Linked DNA regions of Homo sapiens: region 1 is linked to region 2. Evidence: chromatin loops called from intact Hi-C (ENCODE). Cell type or tissue: Caco-2. All regions are shown on one strand. Links, peaks and the distances in the headings refer to the core of each region. The heading gives the core; the rest is flanking DNA. Region 1 has its middle 79 kb from the start of MRPL46. Region 2 has its middle 18 kb from the start of MRPL46.

Evidence for each region. Hi-C counts contacts between places; a loop is a spot of excess contacts. Peaks named below come from ENCODE experiments on the same cell type or tissue, not always from the same donor. Only the 100,000 strongest peaks of a DNase experiment are listed, where the experiment ranks them.
Region 1: a loop joins it to region 2, with 9 times the contacts of the local background. A loop is called at or near these places in 2 of 110 quality-filtered maps.

Annotation. Positions count from the first base shown.
Region 1 is chr15:88,383,220-88,393,142 of GRCh38, reverse strand. No RefSeq gene overlaps it. Among named protein-coding and RNA genes, the nearest start is that of MRPL46, 79 kb to the left of the region's middle. In Caco-2, for the core only: no CTCF peak of the experiment used is centred there; a DNase peak (open chromatin) is centred at 4,292.
Region 2 is chr15:88,444,667-88,454,589 of GRCh38, reverse strand. No RefSeq gene overlaps it. Among named protein-coding and RNA genes, the nearest start is that of MRPL46, 18 kb to the left of the region's middle. RefSeq lists an enhancer at 4,323-4,392. In Caco-2, for the core only: a CTCF peak has its summit at 4,204 (motif pointing right); a DNase peak (open chromatin) is centred at 4,229.

The sequences.
Region 1 (9,923 bases), core at 678-8,677, 61 kb after region 2:
GGTTCACTGCAACCTCTGCCTCCTGGGTTCACATGATTCTCCTGCCACAGCTCCCGAGTAGCTGGGATTACAGGAACCCGCCACCACGCCCAGCTATTTTTTGTATTTTTAGTAGAGACGGGGTTTCGCTATGTTGGCCAGGCTGGTCTCAAACTCCTGGCCTCAAGTAATCTGCCTACCTCAGCCTTCCAAAATGCTGAGATTACAGGCATGAGCCATGTTAGGCTCATTTTGTATTCTATTTGGTTTCCAGGCTTGCCAAGGCACTGCAGCAAGCTTCAACTTGGTCAGTGGATAGAAGGGGACAGAAAAGGGAATGGCAAGAAAGAAAGTAGTTTTCAGAAAGAGCCAATGAGAGAAAAGCCAATGAGTGAGTGAACCTCAAATGGTCCCCAGTGGCTGAGCAGAGGTGCTGGGAATCAAAGAATCTCCAAGGTAGACATCTACACTGCAGAGACCTGGCCTCTCTGTCTGCTCCAAGGGACACTTACTGTTATCCTGTCCAAGGCTTATTCCAATCAATCTTCATGTCTGGCAAAGGCATTGTAGCACACCTGAGACAATGGGGTTCTGAGGTCAGTGCTGTGAACACACACAAGCCCTGGTGCTTCCCAGAATGACTTCAGAAAGCAGAGGAGTCCTGTGACCCCAGGGATGAACCCCCATATTGGGATGAGCTGGCCAAAAGCCACCTGACCAGATATTTCAGTTCTGTATCCACCTGCAACCTTGCAAAGGAGAGGGACCCTCTGAACAAGACCACGAGGATTAGGAGAATTTGCCTGCAGGAAGCAGTTTTCTGCTGGTCTAGAAGATACTGGGGTGGAACTGTTTTCTGGAAAATTTGGGAATAGCTCTGTCAGTATACTCATACGGTGGGAGGGAACACACACACACACACACACACACACACACACACACACATTTTTGAGCATTTTATCTGAGGTCTCCAGACCATAATATGGAGAAATAAATGCCCTGGAAAAGGCTTAGTAGGGGGTGCTGGTGTTAGAGAGTCATGGCAGACACAGGGCACCAGGAGGGGCAGCTGAGGAGGGATAAGAATGTAGACCCAAAAAGGAAAGATTTGAGACCACCTCATGGTTCTGCTACTGATCCTCCTGAGAGGCAGAGATGGGGACTGAACTCAGCATCAGACCCTAAAGAGGAAGTGGCAGGTTGACTTTGAGGACACTGCAGAAATGTTGTGTAAGAGCTCTGCTTTCCTCCCACACCCCAGCCCCACCCAGCTCTTCTGTGCTTCCAACCTGAGCTCCTGGAGGCTGAGGAGAAATGAGTTGAACATTCCTAAGTACAGAATGTCTTAGACTTAGAACCTGTGGGGACTGGCCAAGCACAGTGGCTCATGCCTGTAATCCCAGCACTTTGGAGAATGAGGTGGGCAGATCACGAGGGCAGGAGTTCGAGACCATCCTGGCCAACATGGTGAATCCCCGTCTCTAATAAAAATACAAAAAATAGCTGGGTATGATGGCATGCGCCTGTAGTCCCAGCTACTCAGGAAGCTGAGGCAGGAGAATTGCTTGAACCCGGAAGGCGGAGGTTGCAGTGAGCCTAGATCGTGACACTGCACTCCAGCCTGGGCAACAAAGCAAGACTGGGTCTCAACAACAACAACAAAAAGACCCGTGGGGACCTGAAAAGCCAACTTGTCCTATCCTAGTGAAAAAGTACCCTTGATAGTGCTTCATCCTTAGAAAAACTCCTCCTTCTATCACACCCAAATTTGCCTCCCAGTAACTCCTAAAGTAAAGAATGGTCCCAGTTCTGGCCAGTTGGCATCATGTTGGACCAGTTCATGCCCCTTTCTCAGGGTTGATCCAGGAAGTGTCAGTGACGCCATGTGGTCCAAACGGCAATACTCTCCATGTGCGTGTGCATGGGCTCTGCACGTGTCGGGGTGGTGACGTGTATTGTTGTGCATTCAGGCAACCCAACTGGTGAGTAAATGAGCGGCTATATTTATCTCCGCCTCCCGGGCCCAGGAGCTCCCGCGCTGTGACAGCAAAGGGAAAAACAAGCACACGGGGAGATGCCTCACATTATTGTGACAAGTAATTAGGGGATGTGAGATGTTCAGAAGTTATTTTATTAGACCAATGCTGCTTATAAACCCCACGCAACAAACATTCCTGGGGAGTTGCCTCTGGTCCTGGGATTCTGCTACTGAAATAATTTCAGCTCCTCAGAGCCCAGGGGCAATCCTGGTGCCTCTGCGTGGCAGGCTGTTTGGGAAGGATGAGAGGGTAGTGTTAAGTTTGCAGGGAACGATCTGGGTTTGAATCTCTAACTGCATGACCTTAGGCAAGTCAACTTACTCTGTTAGGCTGTAGTTTCTATTTCTGGAGGGGGAATGATGCTTCAGGAAGTGTCTCCAGCAGGCCCTACCAATAGGGCTGCAGGGACAAAGAGAAGTGGGTGTTACCAGATCCCAGGCGCTGGGGCTTGCCTGTGGGAGCTGGGACCATTGGGAGCAGAATATTGAATGTCTACTACTGCTAGGAGCTGGAATAGGCCCAAAGATCAGTGTTGAACAAGTCTTCCCCTTGAGTTGTTCATCATCCACAGAAAAGACAGATCCTGGTACAAGAGCATTTGAAATAAAAATTGTAGCATCCTAGAGCCAAGATCAGCAAGCTTTTCTTTTATGTCAAGGACCAGAGAGTAAATGTTTTAAACTTTGTGGGTCATGCAGTCTCTGTTGCAACTATTCAACTCTGTAGTAGTGCAAAAGCAGCTGTGGACAATGCCTAAGGGATTATGCATGGCTGTATTCTGATGAAACTATTTATGGACACTAAAACGTGAATTTCACATAATCTTCACATGACATGGCATATTATTATTTTGATTCTTTTCAAATACCTGAAAATGTCAAAACCATTCTTGACTCACGGTCTGTAGAAAAACAGATGGTGGGTTGGATTTGGCCTGTGGGCCATAGATTGCAGGCCCCTGGCATAGAGAAAAACCAATGGCATCTACTAGGGGTGCCAGGGAAGGCTTTGCTGAGGAGGTGGCATGGATCTGGGTCTCGAGTATTCAAGGGTTTCACTTGGAGCCAGTGCTGGTGAAAGGAGGGATGTGTCTTCTAGGCAGATAGAATTGCAGTTGCTTGGGCATGGAGGCATAAGCAGGGTATCTGGGGGATGGTGGGGAGTTTGGAGTGATTGGATTATAGGTGCAAAGTGGGAAGGTGTTTGGGCTGGAGAGCAGGTTAGGGTGGGAATGAGAAGCCTTTATAAGCCATGAGATGGAGTTGAGCACATTCTGGGGGCTGGAATGGCAGTTTCTTGACTTTTCAGGAGGCTTCACCTGGTCATGGCAAAGAGGACCAGGGAGAGGTTGTCCCCACAGATTGAAAGGATGACATGTGAGAGCCTGATGCAGGCAGTGCAGTGGGGACAGGAGACAGAAGATACAGGCAGCAGAGAGGAGGAGAGGCCATCTCTAAGGCCACAGATTCCCAATGGAGTGCTGTTTATGGACTAGGCACCCCATTATGTGCTCTCTCTGTGATGACCAATGGGTATCTAATGATGCATCTGAATGAGGGGAGAGGGCCCACTGTGTTCCAGGCACTGGGCTAGGAGTGTGAAAGTTGATGACACAAACTGGGTCATTCTTGCCATACTCTACTAAATCAGAGTCAGGAGCCAGGGGAAAAAAGTACTCGGGGCACGGAACACCGGCTCCAAGAATTAAATTTTCCACAATTGCCACTGCTGAAATGGCCTGCTGAGACCCCAAGGCCAGTTTTACCTAGTAACTGCTGAAACAACCTGCCGTGACTCTAAGACTGGTTTTACTTACCACAATCACCCACCAATCAGAGCTTGCCAGCTCCCAAAAGGCTTCTCTAGAGCCAATGAGCTTTCTTTCAAAACAATGCATAACATTTCTCTTTCTAATAAAACTCTCAACCTTCTCTTTGTTCTCTGGACATACTGGAGACCACCCGGTCTGTGTGTAAGCCCTAAATTGCAATTCTTGCTTCCCAAAACAAAACATTTATACTTTAGAGATTTGTCTCTAGACTTTATTTGACTTCAATGGGAATACATTTAGATACGTTATCTCATTTAATCCCACCACTATCCTACAAAGGGAGTTTATGATTCTCAGTTTACAGATGAGAAAGCCAAGGCCCAGAAAGATTGAGCAATTTGCCCAGGCTGCACCGTTAGTAAGTGACAAAGAGGAGCTCTGATCTTGGGTTAATTATTCTCAACTCTAATCTCTTTCAACCTGATGCCCTGCTGGGGGTAGTTTTTCAGTGTGTGTGGGGGGCCCTAAGCCAGAAAGGACATTCTTGTGGCCACCTGGAGGCTGCAGAGGACGGCACAGCAAGCCATGGGAGGTGGAGGGAAAGGGGTGGGAATTGGATTTGACTCCAGAGCAAGGAATCAAGGGTGTGGCTCAGAGACTCTAGCAAACAATGTCACCGCCTTTTGTGTGGTCTTTCTTTCTGAAACCCCTGCCTAGTTGGGAAGTTGCAGCAGGGCCTTGGGAGTGATTCCAGTCACCCTGCATACAGAGCTGTCCTCCCACAAAAGGAACCTCCTTGACCCCTGCCAAGGCACCTTCCCAAAACCATTAATTCGATTCCATCCCTCTACTGCTTAAAAGTGCCCAACTTTTTGTGAGTCAACAGAGTCTCCAGATCACAACCACAACCTGGGTCCCAGCAGGCAGGGCGGGCCCAGCCACCCTGGCTTCCAGTCTTCTTTCTCAAGTTTACTTCATATCATCCTCAAAACTCTTTTGCTGCCCTAGCCCTCAGTGAGGTACAGTTGCTGAGAAGCCCCCCACCATCCACCCTTTCTATAACCCCGGGGAGGTGCAGTCTTCAAGGTGCCGTTGGGCCCTGCCCCCTCCAGTCTTCCTTGGCTGTCCTGTCCCCTCCCCTACCATCCTGTGATAGTGTGAAGTCCACAGTACCCTCTGGAGCTTAGTGCTGAGGGCTGGTTCTAGGTAAATGGGGAAAGTCAGGGCTTCAAAGGGAAGCCAAGGGCATTGAGTCCTAAAGCAAAAGACTGCTGGATGGAGGAAAGGACACAGAGGAGCCAGAGATAAGGGGAGCCATTTATTAACATAAGACTCTGAGGGGCTGGGGTGAGTGTGTGGAGGGAATGTCCGCAGGACTGGCAAGGGTCCTAGGGGGCCCCTGGTCATCCTGGCTCCCCTGGGGGCTGTCATGGCTCTGCTGTGAAAACGCCTGTTATGGGATGTGCTGAGGGCCATAGTTAGAGGGTGGGACCAGAAGGGCTTTGTATCTCAGGGAGGGGGCCTGTGGGGAATAAAGCTAATCTGATAAACGGTAAGATGCCTTGATTTCCATGTTACTTCACTGACCTCAGGAAGCTCTATAACCTGGAAGGGTGGCTTCATCTCCTAACACTTGTCATGGTCATCACAAGGCTTGACTTTGAATAGCTACTGGACACTGTACTTTCATGGGCATTGTATCACCCAGTCTTCCTAACAGCCCTGTGTGGTGGGTGTCACCATCCCCATTTTACAGATAAGGATGCTGAGGCTTAAGATTAAACATGACTTGCTAGGCTCCTCCTAATGATCACCACCCTGACCTTCAAAGTTACCAGGGAAGCCCTCTTTTGAGTTCTCTGTCCTAGCAGGAAGGCATTGTGTTTGCTAAGCATTCACCAGGAGCGTAAAATTTGTATTTGTTTTTTACGAAGTTTCTCATGGAGCTAGTAAGTGACAATCCTGGGATTCAGACTCTAGTTCTGTGCTCCTTCTAATAACATCTTGGCCAGGCTTGGTGGCTCCTGACTGTAATCCCAGCTACTCGGAGGCTGAGGTGGGAAGATCACTTGAGCCCAGGAGTTTGAGACCAGCCTGGGCAATATAGCAAGACCTTGTCTCTAAAATATATATAAAGAACACCTTGTATTGTTACTTAACTGCAGGTGTCTGTGCACCTGTGGTCTTAGTGAAATCATACACTCCTTGAGGGTAGAGACTCTGTTTCCTGCTCTGTGTAAGACCCCCTTCATGCCAGGGACTGGTACATAGTAAGTGCTCAGTCAACATATGTCTGATTATCTCTTCCCTCCTACCCCAAATTGGATGTGCTCAGCCTCTAAATCATTCTGCCTAGGAATGAAGGGATGGAAAACTGCCATCGATTCCCTTGGATCTCCTTCCTCTTGGGGATTTTTGAGGCATATTCCCACAGCTGACCTTGGGAACAGAGATTCAGTCTTTCAAATACAGCATTGATATCCTGATTACATTCATTCCCGTGATGCATCTTCTCATGGTCTTGGACAGTTTAGACTTTGCCTGGTAGGAAGGTGGTGGGAGAGACAGTGGCCCCTCATGATCCCTTTGGGCTGCAGTTTCTTGGATGCCAATTTCTCATGTCTGGCCTGGTTCCACTGTCCACTGTGGGACAATTGCACTGAGGACTCAAGCTCACAGTCCCAATTTGGGGCTCAGGAAGTGGTGATCTTTTGTAAATAACACACAGCCCCCAACTCTTCCTCCCTCCACACCCAGTCCACCTCTTCTTTATCTTTCTTCCAGCTAATGGTTGCTACCCTGGCACAAAGGGTGCTGCTGGGACCTGGGGAGGGCCCCTCTCCCAACTTCTCTCTCCTAGCAGGAGGGCACTGTGTTTGCTAATAGGTGTTAAATGGGAGCATCAAATTTTAATCAGCTTCTTAATGGAGTCTGGGGACCTGGGGGAGTTCTCGAGTCCTGCATTATGCTGCTTGCCGGAGCCAAGCTGGACATGGTGAGTGGGAAGGTGGGATGAGCAGCTGTTATCAAAGCCAGAACTACTGGAAGATAAGGTGGTGCTGATCCAGTTGACAGCAACTTTCATCCAGGACGGTGGGCAGCACAGATCAAGTGACTACTCACAGTGACCCATCCACTGCTGACTGCTTCTTGGTGGGAATCAGGTCTGGCAACAAAAGTGAACATGGGAGAACATTGGAATCAGAAGACTCAGGTTTATATCCTGGGATTTTCAAGTTGAGTGGATGACTGTGGACAAGTTCTGTAGTGTGGTAGCTCATTATTACAATGGTTCCCAGTGAATCAGGCCTCCCTGTGTCCTCACCCTTTTGCAACAGGATGTTGCCACTTCTCCCATTAATAGGTACATCTCTCTATCTCCTTGGTACTGGGCTGGCCTATGGCTTCTCTGACTAATAAAATAGAGCAGAATTGTCATTAGGAGAGTTCTGGAGCTTGGGCTTTAAGAGGCCTTTTAGCTTTTGCTTTCCACTCTCTTGGAATGCTGCCCCGAGGCCACCATGAAAGGAAGCCTGTGTAGCCTACTGGAAGGTGAGAACCTAAATGGAGGAGGACCAAGGTGCCTTGTTCACAGCCAGCATCAACTGCCAGACATGGAATGAGGACATCTTCAACATCCAGCCCCAGTCAAGCTGTCAGATGACTGCAGCCATATGAGTGATCCCAGGTAAGACCTGCAGAAGAACCACCCAGATTGTAAACCTACAGACTGTGAGACATAAAAAATCACCCTTGTTTCAAGGCCTTGAGTCTTGGGATTCTTTGCTACTTGTTAATAGATAACTGAGATGCTTAGTGTTGGATTCTCAAATGTAGCACAGGGCCAACAATAAGTACTTTGTCCTTGGGAGGTGATCAATGAAAAGTGCCTGGGACATAGTAAGTGCCTGGGAAGATAAGCACTGTCAATGAGGCTGAGAAAGGAGGGTGAGGTCGGTTAGGAAGGTCAGTTGCCACAGTAAGAAGACATGAAATTATTCAGCAGTGGTGGTGGAGATGAGAGAGGAATGATGTGCAAGACATTTCAGAGATGAAACAAAGGGACTTGATGAATTACTGGTACAAGCAAGAGAGATGAGTCAGAGATGACTTGGAGGTTGCCAGCTTCGATGAGTGAGTAAATAATGCTGCTGAGGAGGTGGGTGGCAGAGCAAGTCTGAAGGGTAAAGATGAGTGAGTTCAGTTTTGAGCCACTTGGTGTGAGCAGGAGACACTGGGATGTAGTTGGGTATGTGGCTCTGAGCTTAGGATAGGGGCCAGGGCTGGAGCTGGAGATGTGGAGCTCACTGGAGCAGGGAACCATTGAAACCCAGAGGTTAGGGACACAGGGCTATAGATATTAGGGGTTTTTCCAGGGACCAAAGTGAAGTACAGTTGAAATAACGTCCAAGTGGCCACCCTGCATGGCCTCATAAAGATTCAGTCTAGGCCAGGCACTAGGTGGCTCACGCCTGTAATCCCAGCACTCTGGGAGGCCAAGGCAGGTGGATCACGAGGTCAAGAGATAGAGACCATCCTGGCCAACATGGTGAAACCTTGTCTCTATTAAAAATACAAAAATTAGCTGAGCATGGTGGCATGCGCCTGTAATACCAGCTACTCGGGAGGCTGAAGCAGGAGAATCGCTTGAACCCTAGAGGCGGAGGTTGTAGTGAGCCCAGATCACGCCACTGCACTCCAGCCTGGCAACAGAGTGAGACTCCATCTCAAAAATAATAATAATAATAATAATAAATAATAATAATAATTATTATTCAGTGTATAGGGGGTTAGACCTTCAAGAAATCCTCTATTTGGGAAGGAAATATGAAACATCGGTGGGTCTCATAGATTACTGGATCCCACACTTCCACAGTGTTGTGAGCTGCAACTACTTTCAACTCTCAGTCTATGATTTGGTTCAACTTCAAAAAGCCCATCTATGAAACTCAACAAGGAGATGCTAACTGCAGTGCCCTCCTGGCAGAGGATTAATGAATGATTTTTCCCCCTTCCTTCTACTTTTTTGCACATTCCAGTTTTCTATAATAAACATCCAATCCTTTTTTTGGCATGCAAGATTTTTAAAGGAGAAACATTTATTAAAACAAATGAAAACAAGAAGCTTTAAAGCTGGAGAGTAAGAGCCTAACTCCCAGGAAAAAGGGGTGCTCCAGATATGGTTCTGCTCTTAGACACCAGGATCCCACTAAAAAGCAAAGTCCAAGGAAGATAGAATGGGGGCGTGGTATATGGTCACTCTCCTTGGGAGCTGCAGAGACTGATCCAACCTCACAAGTTTCCTGGAAATCTAAGGGCAGTTGAAGAAAGATGGTGGTGGGGAGGGTGAAGTAACCTGGTCTTGACAGGCGTTTGGGAAAGCTGGTGTCTTGGGTACTTTGTTTTGAGTTGGTCACTCATGAGGGTAGCAGAGCAAGTTCAGGTGGGCAAGGCCATATGGCTGGGCTCTCCAACCAGGAAGAATGACACAGTCCAAGTCACTGAGCCCTGAGGCCAGGCATGGAGGTGTGAAATCTGATCTGGAAGGAGGATTTCTGGAAGCACTGGGCAGTTGGAGAAAAGTCCAAAGCTTTGCTCAGGGAGTTCTGAGATGCATGTAGTTGGAAGAAAGCTGGCTGGGGTCCTGGGAAGGGTTGGGGAGAGGAAAAGGACAAAGTGAGGTGGCCTAGGAATCAGCCAGCTGACCTAGAGTGGCCCTGGGAATGGTGCCTAGGTGGTGGAGAGGGAGGCTGGATCTTAAAACCTCTCCCATAGGCACCCTGGCCTCAGCTCACCCTGGCCCCAGCTGACCCTGTCCTGCTGACACTGGCTGGCTTATTCAGGTTGTTTTCATCCTGTAGTTGCTATCAGCAAAAGGGCCCCTGATGTATCCCAGCCCTGGTCCTCTGTACTCAGGGCTGAGTGTGCAGTAGCTGGGAAGAGTTGGGCAGATGGGCTGGAGAGAAGAGAATTCAACCGGGGGATGGATTCCCTCCTCTGTCCAGAGGGGCTGTTATTCTTGCTTCCCCTTGGCAGAAGGGTTATCTTGAAAGAGGGAAATCACTCACCTCATTGCTCTGAAAGGTCCTTTTTGTTGTTTTGGGAGGATAATCATATGAGTTTGGGGAGGATAC
Region 2 (9,923 bases), core at 1,048-9,047:
ATGGACCCCTTGGAAAGCCTGAACTGGGGTGATTTGTGAGAATATGAAGAGGATTGACATGGAGAACAGTGAGGCTGAAGGGATTGGAATTATTTGAACTTGGAGAAGGGAATGGTGAGAGTCATGGTTTTTGAGTGTGTATATTACTTACACAGAGGATGTCCATTAGTCATCTTGGTCTGAATTAGAGGAAGTAAGCAAGCGTTAAAATGCAACAGTAGGAATTTTGAGAAGTTACACATGGGAAGAGTTCCTTGACATTTAGGATTATTAAATATTAAAGTGAGTTTTTATTTGAAGATGCTACTTCTTAGTACAAAAATCAACAGTTAAAGCACAATTTGGGAAAGCTAATTGGTAACAGTGGGTAAGAATCTCCATGAGTATTAAAAATAAAACAAGAACAAATGCCATTAAAAATAAGGTCAGTTCTGAGTAGTCCAATAGATTAGTCTTTTTCAGTTTGTCAATCACCTCACCACATTTTCTACAAGACGGTAAATCTTGATGACAAGGAAAAACCTCAAATAAAGAGAATTCTTGAAACATCCCAGTTAACCCTTCAACAAATATTTGTGGAGGAGGTTGCTTTACAGCCAAGCACTGGGAATAAAATGGAGACCAAAATACTCTTGGCCAACATCCTCAGTTTAGTGCTGAGGGTGGTGGGGGAACCCTGCCTGTCAACAAGCCAAAGGGAGCTGTGCTGTGCACCAACCCTGTGAGGGCCTCAGAGCAGGCCTCAGAATAGAGGGGAGAGAGCCAGGGAATAGAAGAGAGTAGGAATCACGTGCACAAAGCCCAGAGAGGCCTGGAAGAAGCTCTGTGGGGCTGGAGGGCAGTGCATATGGGAATTATTTTACAGTGTTTTAGGTTCTTAACTGTCCAAGACAGCTTAAGAGTAGTTTTGTCTGAAGGCAAGAGAATGAGTTCCATGATGCCTTGTGCAGAATCACATCTAACCTGAGGGCTGGATTCTAAAGTCACTGTATAGGTCACAAATAATCTATGACTAAAGTTACCATGGAAATATCCTTTAGAAAGGTAACACATTGGTGACTGGCCAGGTCTCTCCGGGAATCTAACATGGCCAGTGTTTCTTCTAGAGGTGGAACCAATCATGATTTATTTGGAGGAGCACAAGATTAACCAGTTGGCTTGTGTTTCGGGGCCATGATGTATAAAATACTAAGATTCCTATCCCTGTCCTTGAAGGGCTGTTGACTGCAGGTCTGTGCCCCATCCCTTAGAGGCTTGAATGGAGCGGGCTGGGAGAATATGAAGAGGATTCTGAATTACACCAAATATGAGATGTTTGCACAAAGACAGACATTCGAGGTCCTAGATGGAGTCACCTCATCCATCCGAGGCTAACTCCAGAGCAGGAGCCCATGGAAGAAAATAGTGGATGAAAATGCCTGCACTGTTTACAGTATTATTTGTCTCACCTTTAAAATTCTTGCTGTAATAGTTCGAATTTATAAAAGTCAAATGTGTGTATGATGGAATTCTGTAGACTCCACAGTATTCCTTTGGTTCCCAGTAGTTTCTGTAGCTCCCTGCACACTGCCATCCACAACAGCTAATTATCAAGCAATGAAGCTTGTATTTTAATGCGTACATGCAAGGGAAGCTTAGCCTCAAGGGGGACAAATTCCCTTTTTTTTTTTTTTTTTTTTTTAAAGAGAGAGATTTGGGTTTTGGAGAAGTTCTTAAGCCAACAATGGGAATGATGAATGATTAAGTGATTAAGTTGGGTCATTCTAGCCTCAGCCAATAAGAATATGTGATGATGAGTAATGATTGTAGACTATTTGTTGGGCGCAAGATGGACTGTGAAAGCAGACCCCAGAATTTTACTGGGCCATGGCTGCATCCATACAGTAAAAATTTAACTTTTTAAGGTGGCTACTTTGAAACTCATTTGGATGAAAAAGTCTGTTTATTAGGGCAAACTTTATGTGTCTTATCGTCCCACCTCACGCACAGCTGTCTTTGAACACCATTCTCTTAGCCATTCTTTATGCACGTGTGAGCCTGAAAAGTTTAGTATGCATTTCTGTCCCCAGCGAAGACAAATGGCCACATTTCCTTCTATGGATATAGGGAACATTTCTGTACACTCTGTTCTTCCATCCCTATGTCTTCGCACCAGTTTCTCTCTCACACACACACATACACACACACACTCTCTCTCTCTCTGTCACACACTCTGTCACACACTCTCTGTCACACACACACACACCTTGGATGAACATCACATCACACAGCTGTGAACATTCACATCACATATACACCTCCTGAACATTCACAGCACACACACACATGTCCCCCAAGAGCTTTAAATATTCTCATCACACATACACATAGTCTTGAATGTTCGCATCACACACAAACACTTGGGTGTTTGTTCCTATCACACACAGGTATAAAGCTTGTTCTCCGTCTGATACATGCATACCCTTGAACGGTCACACTAAAACACACACATGCACACTCTGCCGACACACCTTTGAAGCTGATATAATACACACGCGTATTCTTGAACGTTCACGTCACGTGTAGGCTTGAACATGCACCTCACACACTGGGGCATTTGCCTGTTGCTCTCAGACCCATTCCCTAGTCTTTCCCTGCTGTGTTTTGTAATGCATATGTATGTGTGTGCATGTTGGGGAGGGTGTTAACCACTGCAAATTACATTTCTTTCTTTTTTTTTTTTTTTTGAGACAGAGTCTCACTCTGTCGCCCAGGCTGGAGTGCAGTGGTGGGATCTCGGCTCACTGCAATCTCTGCCTCCCAGGTTCATGCCATTCTCCTGCCTCAGCCTCCCGAGTAGCTGGGATTACAGGCGCCCACTGCCACGCCTGGCTAATTTTTTTGTATTTTTAGTAGAGACGGGGTTTCACCGTGTTCGCCAGGATGGTCTCAATCTCCTGACCTCGTGATCTGCCCGCGTTGGCCTCCCAAAGTGCTGGGATTACAGGCGTGAGCTACCGCGCCCGGCCTGCAAATTACATTTCTTAAACTTTTTTGCCAACTGGATTCCAGCTGGATTTGGCCATAAGAGGTACCAACAAGAGACTGAAAGGAGGAGCAGCCAGGTACTTCTCCTCATTCTTTTTGTGTGTGGCAATCCAGCATCTACTCTGGGCCCAGCTCTGCTGGCAGCTGCCTTCATGATTCAAATTTCTGCAGGTAGTCGAGGCTCCTGGGAGCACCACGTCCTTCCTCTGTCCCCCCAGCCCTGGGAGTGGCAGTGACTTCTAACTTGCTAATCTCTGGGGTGTTCCACCATCCTCTGTTTTCATTTTTCAGTCTTTCCAACACGTTTGTAACTAGTTCCTTATATTAAACTCATTCTTCTGAACTACCTGGCATGGCTGAGTTTTTCCTGATTGGACCCTGACTGATGCTCAGCCAACGCCCACAGCTCACCTTAATAATTGTCTCAACTCTGACCTACAACCTTTCCTCCGACTGTGATCAGATTGCTGTTGGACCAAATCCTGGTACAGAGTTTTCAGTATTTGTTGAATGAATGAGTACAGTGACAACCCCTGTCCCCCCTACCACCAGTCCCCACTGTTCTAGAATTTTTCTGGATAGAGCTTGTTGCATCCCTGAGCCCATGAACTGAGTGGCTCCGGGACGTCTTCATCCCTCTCCAGATGGATTACAAATGACAACAGTGACGACACTGGTCGTCTTGGGCAGAGCCCATTTGGAGAGTGGAGGGTGAACCCTCAGTCGAGTCAGGCCCTTGTGGAAACTTCAAGGGGCATCAGGCATAAGCAGATTTTGCAATAGTAGACCAGATGTGGCTTCAGAAGCAGGGGGACTATCACTACCTGAGATAAACAGGAAAGAATGAGGTCGTCTCTCTCCCCAAAGATTTAGGTGCATGTATTGTATGAGGATTGGTCCTCAAATCTAAATTTCTAGCTTTGAAACTGACTTGGGCAAGCTGCTCTCTGCCTCAGCATTCATGCTTATAGAATTATGAGGTGCTATTACAGATCACTTCTTCCTTTTTGCAGAATGCCTAAGGAACTGTTTGATCTTGAACAAGTTATCCACCCCCATGTGGGCTTCGGGTTTTTCACTGACAACATAAGAAAGTTGCCTCCACAATCCTGGTGGGGACTGCCAGAGGCTGAGATAGATGTTGGCAATCAGGGTCGGTCCCAGGCAATACCTGTGGTGTCCACAGGGAGGCGCCACACACAAACGTATACACGTCCCAGACGCTCCAAGTCGAAAGCTGTGCTGCCGGTCCGGAAGCCCACGTTCCCTCTTCCCTCACACCTCCTGGCATGTGAGCATCACGGAGTGACCATCTGCCTATTACAAATTGAGTGAAGGCATTGAAGGCCACTGCAAACATGCAGCTGTATTGGGAGGCAGAAGTCACCAACCAAGTCATTAACACATTAGGGTGAGTTGATGGGATTAAGCAGAGTCATGAAGAGGGTGTGGGAATTCAAGACAGGTGAAATGTGAAAGGGTAGACAGAGCCAGGAAAAAAGGTAATAACAGCAACATCCTATTGTTTTCCCATGTATTTGATTCAGTTTAACGTACTTTTGCTTTGAGTAGACTGAGAGGCTAGATTCTCTCTGTAGTCTGGCATCCTAATTTTTGTGACCCTCACAAGATGCCGGAGGAAAGCAGGGTTGTATAAACCTCACTAGGAGTAAGGGCAGCGTGGAGCTGTGGAAGTGATGTGCGTGGCCCCGCCTCAGTCTCGTGAGTGGCAGAGCTGGGACTTAAATCTAGTCCTCGTGATCCAGGGACCAGGTTCATGAAGGGCACTTTGGGGTTCTGGAGACAGCCAGTAGGGTGGGGCGCCTGCCTCAGGATGGTCTTGGGTTAGCAGCTCCTGACATGTGACAGGGAGGCAATCCAGGCCTGTGCTCACGCATGGCTACATGCAATGCAAAGCAAGGTGGACTCTTTAAATAACCTGCCTCCACCTTCTTGCTTTACATTTGGGGATAACCAGGCTTAGAGACAAGAAGTCACCTGTCTTAGACCTCACAAAGAGTGGAGGCAAAGGCAGGAGATTCCAGGAGTCCTGAATCCCAGCCTGGGCTTTTGCCCACATGCCATGTGGGGTTTGCCTGGCTGCAGCATTTCAAATCCCTGATGCTTTCTGGGAGCCACTGGGAGCCCAGGGTCTCCTCCCTGTGCTCAAATACCAGGCTTCCGAGGAGCCAGCGCTGCCCTGGAGGCAGCATCTCCTTAGCCTCCTGGCAGAGCTGCTTGGCTTTCAGAAGCCCTGTCCAGTAGAGCAGGGATTACCCAGCATGCTGGGCCTGTGGAGGCGGAAGAACCAGGCTCTTTGCTTTGCACAGCCCTCCCTGGGATTACAAGATAATGCATATGAAGAGACATTTGCTTATCCAAGTTCATGGATTATGTGGAAATCAAATTGTAGTAATCTCCCTGGCCATCTGGTCTTGATGCCTCTAGCCAGGATCTCCCAGAGGCCTGCTCAGGCCCCCGTGCAGGGCTTGGGCAAGGGCCGGATGTGCTTTTGATGCCTGGAGCCAGGCCAGCATTTTCCAACAGGCCTAGAAGGCCAGGAGGGTTTATACCCCCAGTATCCGGGAGCAGACGGCAGGGCAGGGCCAGGCAGCTAGAGCCAGGAGGCAGAAAACCATCCGTTACCAATAATACTGCGTGTGGACGGTCCACCTGTTTTGTTAATGAAAACCACCTTGCGTTTTAAAAGACATCATTAGGCACATTTCTGGGGTGGGGGTGTTGGGAGGGGAATTTTTCTCAAGATTAGATGCACACGTCTCCCATTCTCTTGAAGAAGTGAGGCCTGAGCAATGGGCCTTCCCTGGTTCTGAGAAAAGGGAAATCAGGTTTTCTGTAGCTGGTGATTTGGGTTCTGTATTCATGACCCACTGAAGCTTTTGAAAAGGGAAGAAGAAAGAAAGGCAGTGCTGTGTAGGGTGAAGCACGTGGATTCGGGCTCCAGGCTGTCAGGTTTGGATTCAGCTCTTCCACTTAGTAGCTGTGTGACTTTGGGCAAGTCAGTTGATCTTTCTGTACCTCAATTCCTCATCAGTAAAATGAGAATACTAATAGGATGTACCTTGTGGGGTTGCTGTAAAGGTTAAATGAGTGTTTATATTTAAAGCCCTTAGAGGATTGCCTGTCACCAGGGTTCCTGAGTGCAGAGACTGTCCTGAGTGTGAGTGGGGTTGCAGCTGATATTGAGTCTTTACTAGCTGTGTACAGGTAAACAGGCTTTTGGAAGTGTGGGGGTGGGAATGATGTGTTGTTTTGTGGCACTTACTTGTCCATCTCCATGTTGCAAATATTCCCACCATGGCTGATTTTTGAGCCATCATTATGGTGTCACTAAATGCAGAATTGGGAAGAGGTGTGCACAATTGACTCTCGAGAGTTGGGGTGAGCTGATTCCAACAGAGCTCTGGCCCAGCACCCACTGGTGTGATGAGGCCGTATAATCAATATTAAAAATGTTCATTCTGGCTGGTCAATGCCTTAAGAGTCCTCCTACTACTCTGTTAGTCATGGTTTCTCCCCTTGTGATCTTCCCAGACTTCCCACTGGTCCATTAACTGAGAGAGTTATGAGGACTCTGCTCCATAATTTGGCCAGTATCAGTTCTGATAGGTCAAGGCTGTGCCAGACCAGCAGATAAGTTGTGTGAGTATCACAAGTCTGCAGCCCCAAAGGTTCCAGGTCAGGAAGCTGAGTGGCCCTTGTTTGTGGGTGTGATGCCTGGCATACTACTGTCAGCTACTCTGTGAGATTCCCTCCCTGTATTGTCACCCAGCTCAGCCACTAGACAAAGGTAAAGCCCTGTAACTGTACTCTGAACTGAGGCAAAAAGGTGTCTATCACTTTTAAAATAGAGTTTGCACATGATTTACTCAAATGATTAAAAAAATGTAATCAATATGACCTACTTCACCAGCTTGGAATGCAAATACCATCTCGTTTCTTTTAGTTTTTCCAATTAATTGCTTGAGTAGTCTTTATGATTCAGAAGTTCAAGCTCTCTCTTTTGAGGCTTCTGCCCCACTGAATTATCGTTGGCTTAGAATAAAGGAAGAACAATTTCCAAATGTGAGCCAGAAAACAAGAGTCTGATTAGTCCACTAGCTGGCAGTCTGAGCTGGGTGGCTGCTGTGGTACTCTCATTCAGGACTCCCAGCCTGACCAATGTGCCAGGGTGGTTGGACCTGGGCAGTATGGAGCCAGGCAGGGGGTAGAAATGAGTGTGATGGGCTGGGAGTGGGCAATAGAGAGTGGTGGGGTCTGTGTTGAAGTGATATGTACCTTCCTCCAGCCAACTGTCACCATGTGAGAGTGTGAGCCCTGTGTTGGCTGATTTTCTCATGTTTTCCAAAGAAACCAGATATGTATAGGGTATTATTTTTGAGGCATAATTTGTATACAATAAAGCATACAAATCTTAATGCGTCTTTACACATGTATACATTTTACATGTGTAACCACCATCCGTCATAAAGAGATGGAACATTTCCACCACCCACAAAGTTCCTTTGTGCTTCTTTCCCAGTCAACAGCTAGCCCCCTCCCCCAAAGGTAACCACTGATTTTTTTTTCTTTTTTTGAGATGGAGTCTCGCTCTGTCACCCAGGCTGGAGTGCAGTGGTGTGATCTCAGCTCACTGCAGCTTCTGCCTGCTGGGTTCAAGCAATTCTCCTGCCTCAGCCTCCGGAGTCACTGGGATTACAGGCATGCATCATGATTCCTGGCTATTTTTTTGTATTTTTGGTAGAGACAGTGTTTCACCATGTTGGCCAAGCTGGTCTTGAACTCCTGACCTCAAGTGACCTGGCCATCTTGGCCTTCCAAAGTGCTGGGATTACAGGCATGAGCCTCCGTGCCTGGCCATGTAACCACTGATTTCTATAGCCATAAATAAGCTTTGTCTGATCTTCAGATTCCTATTAATAAAATCTTACAGTCTGTGTTCTTTTGTGTCTCGTTTCCCTTGTTCAGTATACTTTTGAGAGTTTTCCATGTTGCATGTATTCGCAGTTTATTCCCTTTTATTGCTGAGTAATAGCAAATATCACAGTTTGTTGATCTATGCTCTTATTGAAGAATATTTGGATTGTTTTCACTTTTGGGCTATTGGAAATAAAGCTGTTACGAACCATCATATATGATCCTTTTTTGTGGATATGTGCACTCACTCCTCTTGGATACATATATATGACTAGTATTGCTGGGCTATAGGATACGTATATGAAACTTGATTAGAAACTGACAATTTTTCATAAAGGTTGTATCAGTTTATACTCTCACTAGCAATATATGAGAGTTCTAGTGCCTCCACATCCTCATGAGCACTTTTGGCCATTCTAGTGTGTATGTAGTGGTACCTCACTGTGGTTTTAATTTGCATATCACTGATGAATACTAAGATTGAGCATCTTTCCTGATATTTATTGGCCATTCAGTATCTTCTTTTATAAAGTTCCTTTTAAATTCCTTGCCTTTCTTTTTCCTTTTTAATTGAAGTGTCTTTTATTATTTTGTATTTTTTATCTATGTATTATATATATGTTTTATTTGGGTTATGTTTTGTTGATGATTTCTGTTTTAATCCATTGTAGTCAGAGAACATACTCTTTTGAGATTTATGAAGACTTGCTTTATGTCCTAGCATATAGACTATGTTGGTGACTGTTCCATGTGAATTTAACAACAAGTATGCTTTGAAGTTGTTGAATATTGTTTTCTATGAATATCAATTAGCTCAAGGTAGTTGATAGTGTTCAAATCTTCTGTATACTTGTTTTTTGATTACTTGTTCTATTCATTGCTGTGTTAAAATCCTCAGCGGTGATTGTGGATTTGTTTAGTTCTCCCTTATGTTAGTTTTTGCTTCATGTACTTTGAAGCTCTGTTGTTATGTGCGTACGCATTTATGAGTGTTAGGTCTTCCTGATGAATTGATCCTTTTATCATTATAACATGTCCCTGTTGTTTCTGCTAACACTCCTTATCTCGAAGTCTATTTGTCTCTTATATAAATGAATATAGCCACATCAGCTTTCTTCTGATTAGCATTTATACGGGACATCTTTTCTCAATCTGTTTACTTTCAAACTGTGTCCTTATATTTCAAGTATGTCTCTTGCAAGCAGCATAATTTGAGCTTGTTTCTTTATCCAAACAGGCAACCTCTTTTTAAAAAAATTTAAGTGTCTGGTGAGTATAATTAAGGATATGGTTGGGTTTAAGTTTGCCCTCTTACTATGTGTCCCATCTCTTTTTATATATTTGTTCCTCGTTTCTGGCCTTCTTTTGAATTAACCAGGCATTTTTTATTATTATACTTTATTCCTTTGTTGGCTTTGAAGCTGTACTTTTGTATATTATTTTAAATGTGTATTCTAGAAATTATAATATTCATCTTAACTTTTCACATTTAATAAATCATGTAATTAGTATTAATTACCATAATACAATTTAACAATGTATGAATCTGACAAAATATGATTCCTTTTATTTCCTCTCCTACCATTTGTGCTACTTTTCATATATTTTACTTCTAGACATGATATTAGCTTAACACTTCAATGTTAATTTTTGCTTTAAATAGTAGGTTTATGTATATATATTTGCAAATACCCCTTTCCTGTGCTCTTTATTCCTTCCTGAAAGTTTTGGCCTCCATAATGTTCATCAGCCTGAGGAGCTTCTTTCAGTATTTATTTTAGTTTAGTCTACTGGTGATGATTATTCTCTTCTTTTGTTTTTCTGAAAATGTCTTTATTTTGCTTTATTTTTGAATTATGTTTTCACACTATATAGAATTATAGAGTGACAGTTTTTTCCCTTTTAGGATCTCAACAATATAACTCTATTATTTTCTGAATTCCATTGATTCTGTTGAG